2 separate regions of the Mus musculus genome follow, and region 1 is linked to region 2. A link is a loop called in an ENCODE intact Hi-C map of the cell type or tissue named here. Cell type or tissue: gastrocnemius. All regions are shown on one strand.

Evidence for each region. A loop is a pair of places that touch in the nucleus more often than their neighbours do. Peaks named below come from ENCODE experiments on the same cell type or tissue, not always from the same donor. Only the 100,000 strongest peaks of a DNase experiment are listed, where the experiment ranks them.
Region 1: it touches region 2 in a loop (2.8-fold over the local background); 10 of 42 quality-filtered maps call a loop at or near these places.

What each region holds. Positions count from the first base shown.
Region 1 is chr1:79,703,864-79,711,863 of GRCm38, forward strand. It overlaps Wdfy1 (WD repeat and FYVE domain containing 1), which reads right to left. Exons shown (of 12, transcript NM_001111279.1): 9 at 5,230-5,331; 10 at 3,589-3,719; 11 at 2,381-2,489; 12 at 1-1,707. The coding sequence ends at 1,648. Among named protein-coding and RNA genes, the nearest start is that of Ap1s3, 36 kb to the left of the region's middle. In gastrocnemius, no CTCF peak of the experiment used is centred here; no DNase peak of the experiment used is centred here; H3K27ac peaks cover 1,136 bases.
Region 2 is chr1:79,773,120-79,781,119 of GRCm38, forward strand. It overlaps Mrpl44 (mitochondrial ribosomal protein L44), which reads left to right and starts at 2,899. Exons shown (of 4, transcript NM_001081210.1): 1 at 2,899-3,192; 2 at 4,739-5,207; 3 at 6,369-6,547; 4 at 7,845-8,000. The coding sequence starts at 3,014. It also overlaps a transcript of Wdfy1 not described here. In gastrocnemius, CTCF peaks have their summits at 3,002 and 3,202; a DNase peak (open chromatin) is centred at 2,948; H3K4me3 peaks cover 1,697 bases; H3K27ac peaks cover 1,301 bases.

The DNA of each region.
Region 1 (8,000 bases), 69 kb before region 2:
GGGGCAAAACATCCTTTGGTCTTATTTCTCAAGTCAAGAGCTCTCTGTAAATACAGAGCCCATTATGCCTGGCTGCCTTTCCTTTCCTCATTGTTTGTGTTTTATCCATTGTGACCCCATAGCTTTTCTGCCTGTTTTTTTTTTTTTTTTTTTTTTTGTTTTTTGTTTTTTTGAGACAGGGTTTCTCTGTGTAGCCCTGGCTGTCCTGGAACTCAGTTTGTAGACCAGGCTGGCCTCGAACTCATAAAACTGCCTGCCTCTGCCTCCCGAGTGCTGGGATTAAAGGCGTGCGCCACCTCCTTGTTAGCCATGTTGGTAAAGTGATAAAGCCTTAGTCCTCTCTGGCAGAATGGCCTTGATCTTGATGTAACCCAACACAGTGCTACAGTGAGATTTTAAATCCATACCCATTAGCAAGAGTCACACGGATGCTGTAGGTAGTCATTATTCATCCGTTAAAGCAGTAGGCCTTTCCTACCGGCAAGCAGCAGGCTCCCACGGTTCTACTGGAATAGTTCATGTGCTACTTTCTGTTTACACAAACACACACAAACATCTCTTGGTAATCTGGCCAAAAATTGGACAACACATTTCATACAACAGCTTTTCTAAATGCTATGTAAGTGATTTGCAGGTTAGGGATTACTGTACAAGACCTGACTGATAATTTTAGCAATGGGCCACCAATTTCTTTCTATGACACATGACTAACACTGGTCACAGCTACAACATAATACAGAAGCGCCAGAGTACTTCTGAGGGGCATAACTTGCTACCATATAACAAGGGCTTGGTCTTGGGACTACAAACAAATGTATCAGTTAGCAAGACTGGGCTGTTCCATGGAGTAGGCTGCTGGCACGCATCACCACCATGGTGGTAGCTGAGTTTGCCATGGGTCATGACTAGCTACAAAGAAAAAAAATGTCAGGAGGCTTGTACATCAGCACCATAAAAGAAAGCTTTGTCCACAGGGCAGGTTTGGGAGAAGGAGATGAATGTGCTCTGTCTTGTTATATGACAGCTGTAAAGGTTCACCCAGGGGACACTGGCTGGGACAGAAACAACTAGAGTGAGCCAAACCCAAGAGCAGATTAGGACACCACCTGACAGAACAGGTACCTTGATGAGGTTTATCAGTAACTCGGTGTAGAGGACATTTGTATGGCAAGCATAGGTTTCTCACATCTGGCCACCTCCCCTGAAGAAAGACAGAAAGCTCTCCCCCAGCCCCTGGTTGTGTATCTGAGTACTCTCAGGGGCCTCAAGGACCCTCTCGGGAGACTCCATGTGTGCTCATGGGTTTGCATTTAAGAAGTTCTAAGCACTAACCTTTTTCATTTAAAAATTTTTCCTTCTAAACCCTTCATTGTTCCCTCCTTACCCACTGGTTCAATGTTCATGAGGCAGTTTTGCTGAGGAAATTCTACTCCTTAGGAGTCCGTTGTGGACAGACCTTTTAGACAATTTCCACAAATACCCCCAAACACACCTTTATATAGATTTTTTTCTTTTAAAAAATATTGATTTGTTTTTTTAGGCGTCTAATGTCCATTTACACGACAGTGGCTGTTGAGCTACATGAAGGGTCTCCATTCATGGAGGATGCTATGCATCACGTGTAGCAGACATCACCCAGCTCTGGGATCAGTGTGGAGAAAATCCAGTTGCCAGGCTGCAGCCCACCACAGGAGTCATATCCCATATCTACAAGGAAGGCACATGGAGAAGAAACACTTATCATGGGGTCTAATTTCAACAGTTAGTACTGACAGCTTTGTCTTTTTTGGCTAGAGAACCTCCTTAGGACTCATATACAAATAAAGCAACGTAGTTAACTAATTACATTGAAAAAAAACCCTCCGAAACAACAAGGACAACAAACCACTTCCAGGTAGCATTTTGAATCCTGAAAATAATGTTTTACTATACTGTATAAAAATAGAAACTATTTGTTTTACAATGTAACTAAGTATAAAAGATTTACTTTCAATTTCTGTTTGTGATCTAAGAATTTAACTTAAAAAATATGATTATTCTTCACAAATAGGATAGGATGTAAAGGAACATTAGCCAAGAAGACAGGAAAGGTTATAGACTAACAAAGACTCAAGACAGATGGGACGGGAAACCCTCAGGCCAACTCAGAATCCACAGGTTCCAAGAGACACCTAGCCCTCACTATCATGACCACCCACCCACCCACAGCGAGTCCCCATCAGGGTTAGGAAATCACAAATACCTGCTCTGTCATTCAGGGCTTTGAACAGGCAATTACTGATTATACCAAGCAAAGGCAATGGCACTAGAAATGCCTTGAAGCCCGCTCATAGCCTGAGGACAGCTCTATCTCAGCTGAGATGCTAACAGGCCAGCTTACCTTCACAACACGATCTGTCCCACAGGTCACCATCAGTCCCCTTGCAATGTCCATGGACATATGGGAAATGTTATGTTTTCCTTCATGAAATGTTGCTAGAGAAGTCCGGCTAACAAAGAGAAAGACAGGTGAAATGTGCGGACTGTAGCCAGGCCTAAGAGAGAAGCAATCTTTTAGCAATGTAGATGGCTTACACACAATAATGTTACCATTATCTTCTAAAAATATAGCAATGGTTTTATAATTAACAAGGCTGTACAAAAGGTTTCAACCGTAGAGGCTTTGGTCCCAAAGCCAAGACCTCAAAAAGGTTAAGACACTCAGCATAAAAATAATGTATTCCTTCACTGGAGAGCCTGGTACACAGACATAAAACCATGGGCCCATAGGGCTAAGGAAGAAGTGCACTGGAGGAGATCATGAGCAATGATGTAATGTAGTAAATGATGCCAGTGAGCATCTGCCACAGTCAGAGCCATGGTGCAGCCCTCCCTCTGTTAGCTCATGGCCCGTCATGGGTGGGGACACAGACCTCTGCTACTGTAGCCATGGCTCAGGAGAAGGAAAAAATAACAGCCATTTTCTCCCAATGGATCTGTCCACATCAGGAACATCTGATGAAGTTACCTAAGACCATGTGAAGAAAGAGCACAGGTCTTTCCAGTCTTTCCCGTAACTAAGTTGGCATGAGTGGACAAAAGTCAGCCAGCTCAATTGCTGCTGCCCACTTACTTACACAGGGACATGTCTCTGCAGAGCCCTGTGGGATGGGGCTGTCAGCTGCAGGACTACTCCAACGACCCTCATTGGTACTTGGAAAAAAAAATCTGTCCCAGCCAGTGAGGCAGCTTGAGATAAAGAGCGTGTGTGTCACAAAGCTAGGACAGAAATTTCTCTTCAAAAACGGTTCATGTGGCTTGACGAGATGGCTCGGCAAGGCAAGGCACTTATCCACCAGTCTGATCCTTAAGAACCACAGGGTAGAAGGAGAGATTCCACAAGTTGTCTTTGAACCTCCACATACAAGCTGTGATACACATGCTGGCCCAACCCACCCACAAAAAAATGTAATTAAAAACAAACAAATGAAGAAACATTCCAAAGAGATAAGCATATGGGTAGAAATCTCTCTAGAACTGCTGCCCATATGCAGATTCCCATCAGACAGAGAGGGCAGGACGCAGTAAGACGAACCAGCAAGCACTCACTCCTCATCTTTGATGGAGTCGTAACAGGAATCACAAACTCGAACCTGGAACTCAAAACCCATGACGGGGTAACTGGACCGCTTGCTGCTGCACTTCCCACAGACGGCCTGCCCACACTTCCTGCAGTGATGCTGCCAGGGCGGTGGAGGAGACAGGAGTTAGCTTTGCATTCCTGTAAACTCGGGGAGAATGTGCTTGATAGACCCCAGCACCCACTGCATCATCACTGACACTTGGAACACACATCAGGAAATGTCCCAGTAGGCAAGGGTCTTCAAATAAAAATGTCCTTGTTTGGGGACAACAGCTATATCTGTCTGGTTCACAAAGAGCAGCACTATTCAAACCAAACCCAAGCTCTTTTAGGAACCCAATCGCTGGAGATTCTGGCAAGAAAAAAACTATTCCTCCTTCAAAGAAAAAAGTTAAAGTTAAAGTTTTAAATAGTCTTCATGGAGGAATAATGTTCTTTTTGGCTTTGCAAACTCTTGATTCAGAAAATAAGCTCTAGAACTTTCCAGAACACTCCAATTATTACCATTGAATGTAGCAGACCTTAACCACTAACCCTTTAGTGACTATCTATCTATCTATCTATCTATCTATCTATCTATCTATCTGCTTCTCTCTCTCCTACTAATTATTAATGCATAAGAATAAAATTCACTCTTCGGTGTTTTCTTTAGAAGGAATACTTCACCAACTATAATATGCTGTTCACTGCTATGGAAGCATCACACAGCTGGGCGTGGTGGCGCACGCCTTTAATCCCAGCACTCGGGAGGCAGAGAAGGGCGGATTTCTGAGTTTGAGGCCAGCCTGGTCTACAAAGTGAGTTCCAGGACAGCCAGAGATACACAGAGAAACCCTGTCTCGAAAAAAAAAAAAGAAAAAAAAAAGGGTGGGGGGTGGGGGGTGGGGGAAGCATCACACAGGATCAGCCATTTCTGGGCATTTCTGGGTAATAAGAAATAACAGAAGCCCAGTCCTGGCTGCCAGGCTGGATGGGGCTTTACTGACGAGCAGCTCTTTGAGTGAAAGCAAAGCAAAGTTAGTGACACACACGAATGCTAGGCTAATCCCTCACCAATGATGAATGATCACTATGCTCTCACGTAGCCCCCAAATTCATGATCAGCCAGATGCATTTCACAGCAGGACTTAGGCATCGTATGAGTACCCAGTGCTACCAGTAAGGGTACTGGGGGCAAGTTTCTCAGTTAAAAAAGAAAAAGAAGAGATTTGAGAAAGTCTTAATGAAAATGATCCAGGTGTATTATACAGGCCAAACTTGGTCATGCTCACTGTCAGTCACATGGCCGTGATACAAAATAATAGAGGAGAAACCACATTTGTAAGAACAAAGTATGATTTTCTTTTTTCTTTTTCTTTTTTTTTTTTTTTTTTTTTTGTTTTTTGAGACAGGGTTTCTCTGTGTAGCTCTGGCTGTCCTGGAACTCAGTTTGTAGACCAGGCTGGCCTCAAACTCAGAAATTCACCTGCCTCTGCCTCCCAAGTGCTGGGATTAAAGGCGTGCGCCATCACCGCCCGGCAAGTATGATTTTCTAAAAATTTGAATTAAAGATAAAAAAATAATGAGATGCAAAATTCTTCCAGAAGGAGCAAACATTGGCTACTCACCTGCCTCAAGCCCAGGGTCTTTGTGTCCCACATCTGTTTTATATTCCAGAAGAAGGGCTGCTCACACTTCTGACAGGAGTCGCTTTCTAACCACTGAGGAGCCTGGGGGCAGCAGGGAAGCAAAGCCAACATCTACATGTTTACACTGGCCTTCCAGACGTTAGCACAGAGTTCTGAAACGTTCTGGACTCCATGTTTCTTTTAAATCCCACATTACATTTTAGCTGAGGTTCCCATGATCAATCCCATGGTGTTTAGATGTTCTGTTGTTGTTTTTATATGGTTGGTTGCTTTTAGGAGTCGGTCTCACTATATAGTCTGGCTGGCCTGAAACTTTTAGCAATGCTCCTGCCTCAGCTTCTTAAGTGCTACAGTTACAGATGTGCACTCCCATTCTCAACTCCCGCTGTCAACAGATTCCCAGACATCCGTGTGTGCTTCTAAGTGACTCAATTGGAATTCTCCATTACTTTCTCACAGTTAGAGTGGTTCTAATATCAGAACCACTCTGGTCAGATAAGTCCAGGTCAGATCCCAGGTGCCAACCCTAGCTTTCCCACGTCCCCCGTTTCCTCATCTGGTACAGTCCCTGTAAGGCTGTACAGCTAAGTGTTCTCAACAGTGCCTGATGTACAAAGGCGCTATGAATCCCAGCAGTACACAGTACTTGATGTGCTTAAATGCACCAAATCTGTGTAGCAAGCACAGGGATCCAGAACACCACCACTGCCACTGTTCAGGCAAAGGAACTGTGGCTTACAGCCTGGAGCAACTGTCCATAGTCAGACAGAAGCTGAAGACCACAGAAAATGAAAGAGGCTGGTCTATCTCTCCTGATAGTCCACCATGCTCCCCATAGCCTGTGAAAAAAGGGCTGTATTCCCCTTTATGACATGAGGTCTCAAAACTCGGGACTGGGAAGTGACAGCTGAGCTCTGGCTTCGGAAAACCATGGTTAAGAAGACAGCATATTACTCTGGTGATCTAGAGGGCAGAAGAGCACAAGGGAAGGGAAAAGTATGCTTTTAGTACATTGAGAGAGCAAACAGTAGTCAGTGCATAAATAGACATGTGTTTTGGAACAAACTTTAAAACAAGAAAATCTGTCATTTTATTTTGTTACTACTCAGAAGCGGGTGTTAAACTCTAGGTTAGCGCGAGCTCTGTGAGTGTTGTCTATGGAGAACAGAGGCTGTTTGCGCTGAGAAGAGCAGAGCAGAGCTGAGGACAAAGCTCAGCTGCTGACTGTTTGCCCCATGGAGGAAGCCCTGGGTTTGTTTGATCCCCAGAGCTGCAGAAGTCGAGGGTGGTGGCACATGCTTATATAGCTCCATCACTCAGGCAGTGAAGGCAAGGAAGATCAGGAGGCCAAAGCCCTGCTCAGGCCACAGACAGGGTCCCAGGCTGGTGTGGGTTACATGAGACGCTGCCCTCAGAAAGAGAGCAGCACAGTGAGGGGTGGTGAACCAGGGCCCGGCAGCTCCCACCAGGGAAATGCTCTACCACTCAGCGACATTCTCAGTCCAGAAAGGAGGATGTTAACGAAGCACTGACTTCTATCTCTTTTCTGCATCCTTTTCCATCTAATCTGAGTAGAGGGACTTATTAATAATCTCTCTTTATTACTGCCACTAACTGCTAACTCATCTACACTGTATTGATAGATAAGTACAGTATTCTACATTCTAAAGTCTGCTTGCTTAAATATTCTCCGTAACTATGGTTACTTGTTCATTCATACTTATTTCCCAAAAGGAACAGCCCTAATTATACTCTGTCAGGGAAGCAAATATGGTCTATTGTGGGAGGGAGTTCATAGCCACGGTGGGCTGGAAACAGTCCAGAGACACTCCAAGTGAGCAGTGTGGAGCTGGAGAACCGTGCTTTATCCTCTGGCCACTGGCTAAGGAAGACCCGGGTCCCACACAGGATCAGCCCTCACAGACAACAGACTATTCACCTTTGTATTACATTTCCCTAGCTAGGAAAAAATTAGTATCTACTAAAAATAATGCCTCTTTTGATAGAATTTTCCCCCTGCTCCATTAGAGAGATGACTAGCAGGAAGTCGTCTTTGCCCACAGGAAGCACCTTGACAGACAGGGCTGTATTTTTCTTTTCCCACACGCACAATTACAGTCCACCGTTATGTAATCTGAAGGAAGGACGATGCTCCCACTTTCTGACTGCATTTTCTAAAAGAGTGTACAAAGTACAACAAACGTGGGGTGAAGGCAGAGTAGTTAAACCCAAGAGACTCCCACAGCTGTGCCTGGCTATGCAGGAAGTGCACCCTCCCTCTCGCATCTCTGTTCTCTCAGAGGAAGGCAGGAAGGATGGACCCAAGAAACAGACGGCACACCAGCCATTCCTGGTGTGTAGAGCTGGAGGCTGGGGAAGACAGAACCCAGTCCTAGCAGGCATCCATCCGCAAGGAAAGCCCTAGCACGCGGCACTGCAGAGCCGGTACGAAGTATGTGGTGCAACACACACTCCAAGCCTTACCAAAAGAGTTTTAGAATATACAAAACCAGAAGTTCATCAGCAGCCATGCAACCGGAGTTTCCGGTTTGGCTTGCCACACAAAGCTGGCAGGAAACCTGGCACTTAGTAATACTTCTGACTTAGGCAGCACATTTTATCAGTTATAGAGCAGTCTGGTTTCTTTATGGGATGGCAAGTTTCTTGTAGGTAAGACCCAACATTTACCATGTGTTTTCCCCTAAGCTGTCAGACAGTGCGGCCACCCTGTACTTGCCTGCTAATGCTTC
Region 2 (8,000 bases):
TCAATTACTGGGGATGGGCCTTTGAAGGAGATTTTGGGGCCTCTGATCTTTTCTCTTCATGAACTCTCTCTTATGTCTTAGGCATGAAATGAACAAGCTTTGTACCATTATACATTCTGCCATGTTGAGTTACTGCCTTACCATGGGTTCAAAAGTAATTGTTGTACCTTATCATGAGCTAAACTCCCAAGAAAAACAAAAACAAAACAAAAAAACTTAACAAAACTTAGAATGAATCTCTCAATAATAGAGAAGGGGGGTTTATTAGAATGGCCTTGTGGACCATTAGGCTGTGGTCCAGCTAATCCAACAATTGCTGCCTACAAACAGAAGGTCCAAGAATCCAAAGGTGTTCAGTCCACAAGGCTGGATGTCTCAGCTGGTCTTCAGTATATGCTGAAATCCCAGAGAAGTGGGCTCTAATGCTAGTGAAAAGATTGACTTGCCAGCACTAGCCAGAGCATGCAGACAAGAAAAGCAAGCTTCCTTCCTCCATGTCCTTTATATAGGCTGCCAGCGGAAAGTGAGGCACAGAGTAACAGTATATCTCCCCACCTCAAAACTCTGGGTTAGCAGCGAAAATTCTCATTTCAAGTAATTTAATTAAGAAAAAAAAAAAAACCCTCGAAAATGTGTCTGGTCATTTGAGTTTTAGTTAATACCATATGTAGTCAAGTTGACAACCAAGAGTATACTAGTTTTAAGTGATTACATCAGTGGAATGACAGCAAGCTGAATGCAGATGTTAATTCTGAGCTTCATGTGGGTCAAAAGTGGGAGAAACTACTTGAGACATTACAGGTTATTCTTATAGTTGTTGTTTCTGAGAGCCTCAGCACATAGAGACATCACTTTAACTGAAGGGACTCTGGCAGCCTGGCTCTGGTAGGCCTTGTCCTTCTTTTCCATTCCCTCTGCCTTGCTAAAAACCATTAGACTACATTCCTAAAGCTAGCCACCAAGGTCTATTCCTTTACTTGGTCACTTCCTCCTCCTAAGGCTGACTGCCAGAGTCCAGCTATGTAAGTATTGAAGGCCAGCAATCATTAGCCCCCTTTGGCTCATCTAATTAAAATACCCAATCAAAATGTATCATCCATCCTAACATGACCCCCCTCTTTCTCTACTGTTTTTCTGCCAGAGTGAGAAAGCAGCCACCTTAACTTTCCTCCCCCACTTAATAAAGGATCTCTCTGTGAAAGCAGGTGTTTGGGTGTGGTTTGTTCCTAATCTGAGGTATGAAGGGGAACTCCCAATGTGTGTGGATCTCTTTCACTAACTTTATTAAGCTTGAGATTACTGTTAATCCCACAGATGTGAGGAAAAAGACCCCTAGCTCAAATCATGATGGCCAAATTAATTAAAGAAAGCAATTGATTAAAACAAACCTCTAAAGTTTGTGTACATTGGCTGTCTCTCAATACAGGTGGGGTTCAAGAGATCCTCATTAGATCTAGGGAAGATAAGGTTTTTTTGTCGTCCAAGAGTAGGGGGTTTCCAAATGGAGGATTTGACAGGCAAATAGGCAGAGTTACAGAAGCAGAAAACGAGCATAAGAAGTTGGTAAAACACATGAAACTGAAGAAGAACGAAGACCAAAGTGTGGACACTTTGCGCCTTCTTAGAATTGGAAACAATCACCCATGGAAGGAGTTACAGAGACAAAGTTTGGAGCTGAGACAAAAGGATGGACCATCTAGAGACTGCCATATCCAGGGATCCATCCCATAATTAGCCTCCAAACGATGACACCATTGCATACACTAGCAAGCGTTTACTGAAAGGACCCTGATATAGCTGTCCCTTGTGAGACTAGGCCGGGGCCTAGCAAACACAGAAGTGGATGCTCACAGTCAGCTATTGGATGGATCACAGGGCCTCCAATGGAGGAGCTAGAGAAAGTATCCAAGGAGCTAAAGAGATCTGCAACCCTATCAGAGGAACAACATTATGAACTAACCAGTACCCCAGAGCTCTTGACTCTAGCTGCATATGCATCAAAAGATGACCTAGTCGGCCATCACTGGAAAGCGAGGCCCATTGGTCAGGCAAACGTTATATGCCCCAGTACAGGGGAACGCCAGGGCCAAAAAATGGGAATGGGTGGGTAGGGGAGTGGGGGGGGGGAGGGAGTGGGGGGACTTTTGGGATAGCATTGTAAATGTAATTGAAGAAAATACATAATAATAATAAAAAAAGAGAAAAAAAATGAACAAGCTGTTTGTGAAAGCAGGCACAAAGACCCTGGAGTCTAACTGGGTGAGTGCAGGGGAATTGTTTCCCTTGTATAAGAACCATACAGGTGCCTCTCAAGGAAAAGATGTTCACCATAAAAACTATGGGAAAAGAAGCAGAGACACTTCCATTTCTGACTTCAGGTCTTTTACTCATATTTTGTTAGGAAAGCTTCAAACGTTGATACAGATTTTTAAAAAAAAAACTTGTAATTTCACTGTTAATATTTTTATGTACCCCTCCTGGTCCCGAGTCTTCCCCTGTGGGAGGGGGGTAGGGTGGGAGGAAAGTAGTTGTTTTAAAATACAAACTTTAATTTTGGTTAAGTTAAACACACTTCTGAACGTGCTTTTGTAAGCGAGACTTTTTGGAAACGGTTGGGTGAAGCCTTAAACTTTGAAAACATTTCCTCAGTAGTGGCTGGAATGATGGTCTGCAACTTTTAAGACTGAATGTAAACAAGAAATGTTTTTCTTGTGAAAATTTAAGTGTTTTATTTAGAACTTTAAAAACTAGTTTTTGTTCTGCTTTAATGAGAAATAAACACAAGCGAGACTGATAGGGTCAAGCAACTGTTTCTCAACAATTTCTGCACCCATACTTACAGAATGGGCAGAAAGAAGCACTTGCGCACGCGCAGTACACTAGCCATGCTCCCTCTTCGGTGTCCTCCAGCGTTCAGGCCTCTCTCTGCTGCTGCACCAGTTTCCGGGGAACCGCGTTCGGGCTACACCGCTCCGGCTGTCTTCCTTCCGCCTCCTATTGCCTTGTTCTTGCCATGGCTTCTGCTGTATTCCGGTTGCTGCAGCAGGGCCCTCGCCGCCTATTGGCTCCGGCCGTCCCCACGCTGGCTCCTCCGGTTCGGGGAGTGAAGAAGGGATTCCGTGCCGCCTTCCGCTTCCAGAAAGAGCTGGAGCGATGGCGCCTGCTACGCTGCCCGCCGCCGCCAGTGCGACGGTAGGCGTCTCGGGAGGGTGGAGAGGCTAAGGTGGCGGCGAGGACACCAGGCTGCAGGCAACTGCGGTGGGCACGTTCCTGCAGGCAGCATGGGGCAGAGGAACTGGGCGACAGGGGCTGGGCTGTCCCCTGCAGAATCTCACTAGCTGAATATAAGCAAATGGGGTCGACCAGAGGGTAACTGCTTGGGATTGGGATTGACCCAATTTTGTCACTTCCTAATCTCAGGCCAATTGGGTATTTTAAAGAGGAATAGGGTCATCAATTCTACCATATTGCGTACCAGGGTAGAAACATTTAATTCTGTGTGTAACAGAATTTCATGTCCACTGCCTGGAGTGAGGATAAAAGTTTAGGTTTTTTATCTAATTAATCTTCTTGCCTGGGGGCGGGGGGGGGGGTTGTCGGACAAATCAAAACAGCCAACAACAACAACAACCTCAACAAAAACCCCACAGATTTTTCTAAAGTGCATCATGCTTATATACGATCCTGCATCATGCACTTTCTGTATACTCTGTCTTAGTGGGCAAAAGTACACGAAGATCAACTTCATTCTTACAGTTTCTTTGGCATTTGACTTCCGTTAGATTGTTAGAACACCAAAGAAGCAGGAACTGTCTCTAGTTAGCTAGTTATTCCTGAGCTGAGACTTTGATTACTATTTTAATATTGCCCTCCAGGAGAATATTAATCCCCTTTACACTAACACCAGTGAGAATACACCTTCTATTGCACAATTATTGTGGTTTAATAAGCAAGACTCAGAATCATGTCTTAATTTACATTCCCTTGCCCAATAGACAGGTGGGTATTTTAAGATTAATGAGTTAAAATTGGAAAAAACTATAGAAAACAAATTTAGATTTATGATTTTAAACTTAGATCTATTTTTCTTCTCTCTTTTAACTTTAAAGGATTTTATTGTGGCATTATTTTTCTCTAGGAAAAGACATTTAATTTTCTCTAGGAAAAGGCATTTAATTCTTGGAATTGTGTGTCTGTACAGTGTACCTGCACACACCAGGCCATTGTGTCAATTACCACTACCACTGAATTAGAACAGCCTCAACCCTCGCCTGTGGTTATGAAATTTTGACACACTCATAAGACTGATATTAACTTATGTAACTGGAAATTCAAGTGGACATTTCTGAGCTTTAAATAAATATATATAAACTAAACATAATTACTTTCAGTTTGTGGCCTGAATCTATATAGTTATAATTTGTTCATACTCAGGTAGAAAGCATAATGTCACTGTTAGAGCAGAAAGAGAGAACTTAAATACTAGCAGAGCAGCCTAATGTGATGTGAACAATCTGTTTAATATGGCAGTTAAGCCAAAGGGAAACCCCCACATCTTATATATAGACAGTAATGACGGACTGCCAGTGGTTATCTGTATTACCTTTTGTATTTAGACTGTTAGAATCCGACAATAAAAGAAACAAACTTCATTTCATTCCGTTATGTAGTAAAGTTAGAGCACACCTTACGTGGTACCATGCCCTCCTCCTTACTCTCTTACTGTCTGCCTCCTCAGCTCAGAGAAGCCAAACTGGGATTACCATGCGGAGGTACAAGCCTTTGGATCTCGCTTACAAGAAACCTTTTCGTTGGACCTTCTCAAAACTGCATTTATCAATAGCTGCTACATCAAAAGCGAAGAGGCGAAACGTCAGAGCCTTGGCATAGAGAAAGAAGCTGCTCTTCTGAATCTTAAGGACAATCAGGAACTGTTCGAACAAGGGCTGTCTTTTTCACATCGGTGCCTCACACAGTTTCTCGAAGACGAATTCCCAGACTTGCCCGCCGAAGGCACTGAGAGTCTAGTTAGCTTTCTCACTGGTGAGGCAGTTGTCTGTCACGTGGCCAGGAACTTGGCTGTGGAGCAGTTGACCCTCAGTGCAGAATTTCCTGTCCCCCTGCCTGTCTTACGTCAGACTTTCTTCGCGGTCATTGGAGCCCTGCTGCAGAGCAGTGGCCCTGAAAGGGCTGCACTGTTCATCAGGGTGGGTAATGGTTAGATGCACTTGTTCAGACAGTCTTCATGTGGGCAGAGGGGGACGTTTCTTTTTCTCATGCATTCCTTTGCTAGATCTTGGTACAACTGACTGTTCCTACCCCCAAAACTTAGAAAAACCCAAACTATTTTTATGTTAACTTTGTGGTGGTTATTTCAGTTTTCTTTTGCCAATACCCTGGAAAGCAAATAATAAATGCTGGGTTGTGAGTGCTGGAGGTTTACGTTATTCTTAGCTTTTTAAAATTTTTTGTTTTGGTTTGATTAATTTTTAAGGAAAAAAATGTTTATTTTAGCTCAGAGCTTAAAGATTTATTTATTTACTTATTTATTTAACGTACATGAGTACCCTGTAGCTGTACTGATGGTTGTGGGCCATCACGTTGGTTGCTGGGAATTTGAATTCAGAACCTCTGCTCGCTCCAGTCGGCCTTGCTCAGGCCGGGCTAAAGATTTATTTATTATTTCTAAGTATACTGTAGCTGTCTTCAGACACAGCAGTAGAGGGCGTGAGCCACCATGTAGTTGCTGGGATTTGAACTCAGGACCTTCAGAAGAGCAGTCAGTGCTCTTAAACTGCCGAGCCATCTCTCCAGCCCTAGCTCAGGCTTTAAAAAGATGCAGTCTGCCATGGAGGGAAGGTGTGTCCTTGTGGGTATGTCCTTAGTAAGTAGACAGACACATGCTTCTACTTTGAATATCAATGATTTGAGTATTGAATTCTGAGGCAGGAGTCAGTCTTCTGAATAATTTTCATAGGTTATGTTGCTTGACATCATTTTCTTTAGGTTTGAAATTGAAACATTTAAAGTTCTATGATTTTTATTAAAAGTACAAACAACAACAGCCTATGAGGACATCCAGGTATAACTCTGGTAGAGTGTGCTGTCCTTGCACGTGTGAGCCCATGAGGGAGAAGCTCAAGCTGGAATTCCAAAGCCAGAAACCGAACATACTCTATAATCTCAACGTTTGCAAGCAACACTTTAGTGCGAAAAGTTTCAGATTCCGAGCATTTTGGATTTTCAGGCTGTATGTGCTTAATATGTACATTTGCCATTCATTGCCTATCAGTTCTTATGGTAAAAATGGATTTTGAATTCTGGCCATAATATTCTTTGTTCTAATTTAAATGTTATTTTATGCACAGGACTTTTTAATTACACAAATGACGGGGAAAGAGCTCTTTGAGATGTGGACCGTCGTAAATCCCATGGGACTACTCGTAGAGGAGCTGAAGAAGAGAAACATCTCAGCTCCTGAGTCTCGACTCACCAGGCAGTCTGGAAGCACAACTGCTCTGCCTTTATATTTTGTTGGCTTATACTGGTTAGTAAAAATTCATTGTTCACTTTTTAACTTTGATTGGAAGCCTAGAAGATAGACTTCCAGTTTTTAAGTGTTACTTCTAACAGTATTAAAATTGTATCTCTGAGCTGGGTGGGGGGCGGGGGGAGGTACATGTCTTTAATCTTAGGCTAGTGTTCAGGAGGTGGAGGCAAGCAGATCTCTGTGAGTTTGAGGCCAGACTGTCTATAGAGAGGCCTCCCAGAACTACACCGTGAGACCCTAGTGGGGCAGGGTGGATAGGGTCATTATCTGGTTTTTGTTATTGGTGATGGTGGTGGGTTTTTTGGTTTTCTCTTTCTGCTGTTAATAGAAGACAAGTTATCTGTGTTTTGCTAGTAGTAACTTTTGAAAATTTTATGTGTGTGAGTGTTGGCCTGCATGTATGTCTGCATCACATACATGTGGAGGCCAGAAGAAGGTGTCGGTTCTGGAACTAGAGTTACAGATGTTTATTAGCTGTTAGGTTCATCCGGGAAATCCGACCTGGGTTCCTTACAAGCACAGCCAGTGCTCTGAGCAGTGAGCCTTCTCTCCAGCTCCTGCTAAGTCACTTTTGGACAGCTGTTTGCTATAGAGTTTTATGGGATATAAGCTCACCTTATATTTTCTATATATATAAAAAAAATACATCTGTTCTTGGCAGCAGCTTCAACCGAGCCTCAGAGTGGAAGACAGGAGCTTTGCTGTCTACCAAAGTGTCAGCACATTTAGAGCCTTGTAGTTTTGTTAGAGATAAACCTGTCTGAAATGGATTTCAGGTTTTAAGATTAAAGTGGGGTAGAGGTGTAGCTCAGTGGTGGAATGCTTTCCTGAGACAGAGAGACAGAGAGGGAGGGAGAGACAGAGAGACAGAGAGGGAGGGAGAGACAGAGAGACAGGGAGAGAGAGAGAGAAAGAGAGAGAGAGAGAGAAAGAAATCAATTAAAGCAGTAGATGTGGACATTGAGTATCTTGGATAAGTAGATTAAATTTTGTGCAAATATTTTTCCAATCTTTGTGTGAAGATTTTCTAATCTGAGGGACTTGCCATGTAGACCTAACTGTTTCAAACTCAGAGATCTGCCTGTATCTGCCTCCCAAATGCTGGCATCAAAGGAGTGTGCCACACTACCCAGCTCTAATCCTTGTGAACTTCTGATCCTTGTGCCACCTTATGCTTTGCCTTGGAGAAACTGGGCCTCGTAGGTTGTTGTATTTGGATGGGATGGGATGGAAGGCATAACTGTCTCATGTGCTGTCTTCCCGGCGTTCAGATCCCTGTCTGTTTTCTTCCTAGTGACAGAAAGCTGATTGCAGAGGGACCTGGGGAAACTGTACTCGTTGCAGAGGAAGAAGCTGCGCGCGTGGCCCTCAGGAAGCTGTACGGATTCACAGAGAACAGGCGGCCCTGGGACTACTCCAAGCCCAAAGAGAGCCCAAAGAGAGCAGAGCA